2 separate regions of the Homo sapiens genome follow, and region 1 is linked to region 2. The links are chromatin contacts, found by Hi-C or POLR2A ChIA-PET in ENCODE. All regions are on one chromosome and are shown on one strand. Each heading gives the region's core, a stretch centred on a gene start or an enhancer-like site at or near the end of the contact. The rest is flanking DNA. Distances are from core to core; before and after follow the strand shown. Region 1 holds the start of RNF167 (ring finger protein 167). Region 2 holds the start of SPNS2 (SPNS lysolipid transporter 2, sphingosine-1-phosphate).

The links. A loop is a pair of places that touch in the nucleus more often than their neighbours do. ChIA-PET counts read pairs that join two places held with the same protein, here RNA polymerase II (POLR2A). Pooled maps may share reads with other maps.
Region 1: a pooled map shows a loop between it and region 2 (2.1-fold over the local background). The contact joins the promoter of RNF167 here to the promoter of SPNS2 in region 2. A Hi-C loop is called at or near these places in 1 of 50 pooled maps. POLR2A ChIA-PET finds 5 or more read pairs at or near these places in 2 of 52 experiments (PC-9 and WTC11).

Annotation. Positions count from the first base shown.
Region 1 is chr17:4,939,011-4,941,710 of GRCh38, reverse strand. RNF167 (ring finger protein 167) reads right to left here and starts at 1,443. Exons shown (of 10, transcript NM_015528.3): 1 at 1,351-1,443; 2 at 718-1,224; 3 at 554-634. The coding sequence starts at 801. It overlaps SLC25A11 (solute carrier family 25 member 11), which reads left to right and starts at 1,665. Exons shown (of 8, transcript NM_003562.5): 1 at 1,665-1,895; 2 at 2,499-2,651. The coding sequence starts at 1,801. RefSeq lists enhancers at 536-665, 1,546-1,615, 2,332-2,700 and silencers at 999-1,193, 1,756-1,825.
Region 2 is chr17:4,497,631-4,500,330 of GRCh38, reverse strand. It overlaps SPNS2 (SPNS lysolipid transporter 2, sphingosine-1-phosphate), which reads right to left and starts at 1,450. Exons shown (of 13, transcript NM_001124758.3): 1 at 914-1,450. The coding sequence starts at 1,283. It overlaps SPNS2-AS1 (SPNS2 antisense RNA 1), which reads left to right and starts at 1,596. Exons shown (of 3, transcript XR_001752763.2): 1 at 1,596-2,180; 2 at 2,616-2,700. RefSeq lists enhancers at 16-650, 651-1,286 and silencers at 1,328-1,377, 1,438-1,587, 1,598-1,657.

The DNA.
Region 1 (2,700 bases), core at 194-2,693, 440 kb before region 2:
TGGGATTACAGATGTGAGCCACCGCGCCCGGCCTCTTCAATTTTCTAATTACCCATCTCACAAACAACTCGACTGCTACTAAGGCCCAACTGAGTTCTTGCTATGTGGCAGTCTTTGGGATGAAATACTACCAAAATTGCGTATCTACTTTGATCTTCACAATAACCCTAGGAAAACTTCTAATATCCCATTTTACAGTAAAACAAACTAAGGCTCAGAGAGATTAACTTGCCCAAAGTCATATAAGCAATAACTAGCACCTGAGACCTTCCTGATAAGGACCGTTGATCCTGCCTTCTGTCTTCGTCCACTTTCAGTCTCCCTGATAACCTCGGAGTTCCAGGGGTGGACACTCTGTCTTCTCCCTCTAGATTCTGGGTTCTACACTAGACGTGCTCAGTTCCTAACTTCATTTTCCTACCTCCAGTTTCACCCAGGACAAACCTCCCCAACCCCAGCCTAGGATGGAGGATCTTGCGAAATACTAAAAAAAGAAAAAAGACAGAAAAGGAAGGAAGGGAGGGAAGGAGGAAAAGAAAAGAAAGAAAATCACCTGGAGGCCCTCCTGGCTCAAGGTAGCCCCAAACAGAGCTGGAAGGTCTGCAAAGTCCATGCTGGCATTGTGGTCCGAGGTCTGCGGACAAAAAAGGCGATGTTCCCCTTCAGCCTGCAACCCTTCCTTTCAGCGCCCTTTCCCCATCCGTCCCTCAGACTCACCGCTCGAATGAGCCCCCGGGTCGGGGCCGCTCCCCACAGCACAGCGGCCACAACCACAGGAAGCGGGAAGGCTGCAGGGTGCATGGCAGCGGGAGGAAAGAGGCTGAGGAGGCCGCGCGTCCTGGTAGCAAGGAGCAGAAGCGGAGTTCTGCGCCCTCCCTGCCCCTCCTTTAGGATCCCAGGGGTCCAACCACCCCCAGGTCCCACTTCCCAGCTACATGGGGGCGCCGGGGAAGGAACACCAACTCAAAGAATGAGATATCCAACCCGTTTAGTGGAGCTGGGTGGGAGGCACTAAATGTATCCTTTTCTGGTACGGGGATAAAACGCGGAAAGGGGACGGAGCCTAACACAGGTGACAGAAAAACTTCGGGAAGGGTGGCGGAGCTCAAGGAGGTGGGACTTCCTGCTAGGTGGGCCGTGTTCCCAGCCTCTGGAAAAGGGCTTCCGGTAGAGAAAATCAGGCCGCTTTCAGCATTGGATGCTTGAGATGAAGGACTTCCGGTCCTAAAAGGCCGGTTAAAAAAAGGTTAGCGATGGAGGGACTGCCTGTGGAGATGGAAGGGGCACTGGTGGCCCAGAAGACGACCTAATAAAAGTGCCCGGAAACCCGGAGCCTCCTAGTTTACAAACCTCTCCTCCCTCTGGCCTCCGCCGCTCCTTCAAATCTCGCGAGAGTGCTCACCACCTCTCCCGTCCCCTCGCAGCTGAATAGTTGCTGTGTCTATCGCGAGAGCGCTCCAACTTGGCGAGCCGTACTCACTCGATCTCGCGAGACCTTCAAACAAACTCTTCTCTATTTTCCCGCGATTCTAATTCGGTGAAAACAGCGCCTTTCCTCTGGTTTCCAAATCAGTTACGCCCCTTCTCGCACGCTTCCATCAAGCTCCTCCTTCAGCTCCGCCTTACTCCCGGCCGCCTTTGCGCTGCGCGCCTGCGCCCGCGCCGGCTTCCAGCGGGTGTCGGACCTGAGAGCTGGAGGGGCGTGCGCGCGCCCTCGCTCTGTTGCGCGCGCGGTGTCACCTTGGGCGCGAGCGGGGCCGCGCGCGCACGGGACCCGGAGCCGAGGGCCATTGAGTGGCGATGGCGGCGACGGCGAGTGCCGGGGCCGGCGGGATAGACGGGAAGCCCCGTACCTCCCCTAAGTCCGTCAAGTTCCTGTTTGGGGGCCTGGCCGGGTAAGCTCAGGCCCCAGGGATGGGAAAAGAGGAGGAAGGGAAGGGCAAAAGGAACCGGGCCCGGTTCATCTCTGGGTCTGTTGCAGTGAACTGTGCCGGCACGGGGTCAGCGCGATCTCCAGCGTATTGCGAGTTCCCCGATGGGCTGCTAGGGCCCCATTGCAGGACCCTTATGGACTGCATGCAGGGTCGTTGCACAACCCCCGCCGGGCCAGCTGAGTTTCCCAGCGCATTGCTAAGCTCGGCCGGGCGGCAGGGGGTTCCAGGCCATTAAATGGCTCCTGCAGGACTACCTGGAGTCCTAAATCTTGGATGCCCCTTCCTCCCCTCCCTGTGTCGGACTGCGTGCAGCCCCAGGTCACTGCTTGACTGTCATGAAGCTGCTTGGAGCACTTTCATTGCATGGCCCCTACTGGACAACTAGACTTTTCAGACCCGTTGCACTTGGTGTACATATAGACTCTTATACACATGCTCACCAGCATCCTGATTCTTGAATCGCATGGCAGGCCCTGACCTTTGTAACCTCTTGCTGCCAGGCTCCAGTGGGCACTGGTAGATCTGGAATGCCTGGCCCTTCACTCCACCTCTGTCTTCCCCCAGGATGGGAGCTACAGTTTTTGTCCAGCCCCTGGACCTGGTGAAGAACCGGATGCAGTTGAGCGGGGAAGGGGCCAAGACTCGAGAGTACAAAACCAGCTTCCATGCCCTCACCAGTATCCTGAAGGCAGAAGGCCTGAGGGGCATTTACACTGGGTATTGGGGCCTCAGGATGGAGGGTAGACTGTGGGTTGGCAGCTCTAGA
Region 2 (2,700 bases), core at 201-2,700:
CAAAGGCCCAATGATCAATCAACTCACAAACGGGCAAACAGACCTAAACACACGCTGAGACTGGCCCAAGGTCACACACCAAGCACATTAGGAGCAAAGCTGGGGCTAGAACCCAGTTGTTCTATCGATCCCAATCCCGTCCCCAAGGCTGATTCCCAGAGATGCTCCCTGAGGATGAGGCTCCACGTCTCTAGCTCCAGAGGCCTGCGCCCTACCCTACACCCCAAGCACCATAGAGCAGGGGGAGGCGTCTCCAGGCCTCTGTACAGGGCCAGCTGCAAACCGCAGCCTGGGTCCCCAGGCGCCGCGGACCCGCCCCGCCCCTCCCTCCGCTCCCCGCAGCCCGGAGCCTTTGTCAGCCACGCGCTCACACACAACCGCGCCGCCACGCGCACACACACCCGGTCTCCCTAGCGCACACCCGCAAGGGGCGCGCGCACTCGCCGCACGCACGCAGGGGGGTGGAGGCGGCGGAGAAAGGAAGGAACTGACGGGCCATGGACGGACAGACGACCTGGGCTGGGGGAAGGGAAGGGAAGGAGGCCCGGGAACCGGCAGCTGGGGTCGGAGGGGGCGCAGAGACAAGGAGACAGAGAGACGCAGAGGAGACTCTTGGAGAGGAGGACAACGGATGGGCCGTCAAGGGCTGGAGAGGACGCGCGGGCTGCTCCAGGGGTGGGGACTCCTCTATCCCTTGGCCCCGGGTGTGTATGAGCGGGGAGCTGGATTGTACCCGTGGTGCACGGAGGCATCCCTTGCCCAGTTGTGCCTGAGCAGAGGGTCCGTAGGGACCTCACGTAGGGCCTGGAGATAGCAGGCCTGAGACCAAAAGCTCTCTGGGGTACCTCCCTCGAGGCGGGTGGTGGGATGGGGTGGGGTCTTGGTCCTCGGGCTGGGTGGGGCACTCGCTCACCTGCCACGGTGTACCTGTCCAGGTAGTTGAGCACGTTGCCCAAGCTGAGGATGGCGGCGGCTGCCCCCCGCCCGCGGCCCAAGCTGGCCGGTTTGGGCTGCTGAGCGCCGGGGCCCTTTGCAGTAGCTGCGCAGCCGGGGGTGCCGGGGGTGCCGGGGGGTCCGGTCGGGGCCCGCCTTACGCTGCCCGACAGCGTCTGCACCTCATCGCCCGCGGCCGAGACTCCAGCGCCGCCCGCGCCCCGCGCCCCGCAGCAACCGCTACCGCCAGCCCCTCGCTGCGCCCCCCGGCGCCGGCGCCGCCGCTCCGCGTCCGCCTCCTCCTCCTCCGCGCCGCCCGCCGCCGCCGAGGCGCATTCCAGGCACATCATGCCGGCCCGGATCGGGGCGGCGGGGGGCGCGGGGGGCGCGGGGCCCAGGCTGGGCCCGCTCAGCGCGTGCGTGCGCCGCGGAGCCGCCACTGCACCATCCTGGTCGGGCCCCGTCGGCTCCTGCGCTCCGGCCCCGGCTGCGGCGCTGCCACCGCTCAGCTCGCTGCGCCTCGTTCGCCGCCGCGGCTCTGACAGCTGCGGCCCGGCCCCGCCCACCAGGCCCGCGCCCAATCAGCTCCGGGCTCGGGCCACAGCCCCGCCCCGCACGTGCTGCCCTGGGGGTGGGGGGCCCGGGGACTGGGGGCCCGGGCGGCAGAGCCCCTCCTGCCAATGGGGGCGCAGTCACGCCGGGGCCGACCGGCCGCGAACGCCCGCGGGGAGCGGGAGAGGGTTTGCTCTGGCTACGGAGCTGGGAGCAGGGTGCTGGTGACGGGGCTCCCAGCACCTACTCAGTACCCTTCACCCAACCCCTGCCTCGGGCGTGGACTCCCGGCGGAGGCTCTGGGAGCCGGGCTGAGGGCTTGAGCCTAGCGTATCTGGGAGAACTGGAGAGAGGAGTCTCAGATGGCTAAAGTCAGGGGCGCCAGTTGGAGAGCCGGTGGCTCCTCCGATACTCACACGCCCGGATTTAACCAGTTCAGGGAGGGCCCAGAACCTAGACCTCCACCAGTCATGGTGGGCTGTGTCTCCCACCTCCCCAGGGCAACCCAGATCCAGCCCCCAACCTACCCCGGGCCCATTCCTGTGTGGGCACCCGGACCCTACCCTTGCCCCACAGAGTGGCCCGCAGCCCCTGGCGGGGAGAGCAAGGGCTGTGATTGGGGCCCAACAGAAACAGGATATTCAGAAGGGGCTTTCCCTCCTGAGGGACCACATCTCCAAGCTTCAGACTTCCAGGTATGTGCTAGAGAGGGTACAAAGCCCCCAGTGGCAGACAGGAGGCTGGGTCCTAGCTCAGCTCTGCCCTGGTGTGTGGCATGATCCTGAACATGACACCCACTCTCTGGGCCTCCATTTCTGTATCTGGGGGCAGATGGCAGGATGGGATTCAGTCTGGAAATCCACGGGTGGTCACCTCCCCTTGGTGGGACGGGGCGGGGGTCTGCCTCCTATGGAGAGTGGTTGGGGTGCTTCTGTGTTCCTGACATCCCATCACGGTTTCACCCCTCCTTAGAGGTGCTGTGGCTCTGTGACGATCTCCCCCTTCCCTCCCCCATTCACCTGTTTGGGGAATTAAAATCGAAATTAAAATCCTGTATAAAGTGCAGAGGACAGAATGTTAGAACTGGACAAACCCTCGGAAACCAGTTAATCATTCCCTGTGTTTCACAGACAAGTCCCAGGGCACGGACGTGACCCATTACGAACAGGCAGTGAAGCTGTGGCAGGGCTGGAGCTGCCCCAGGCTCTGGCATCA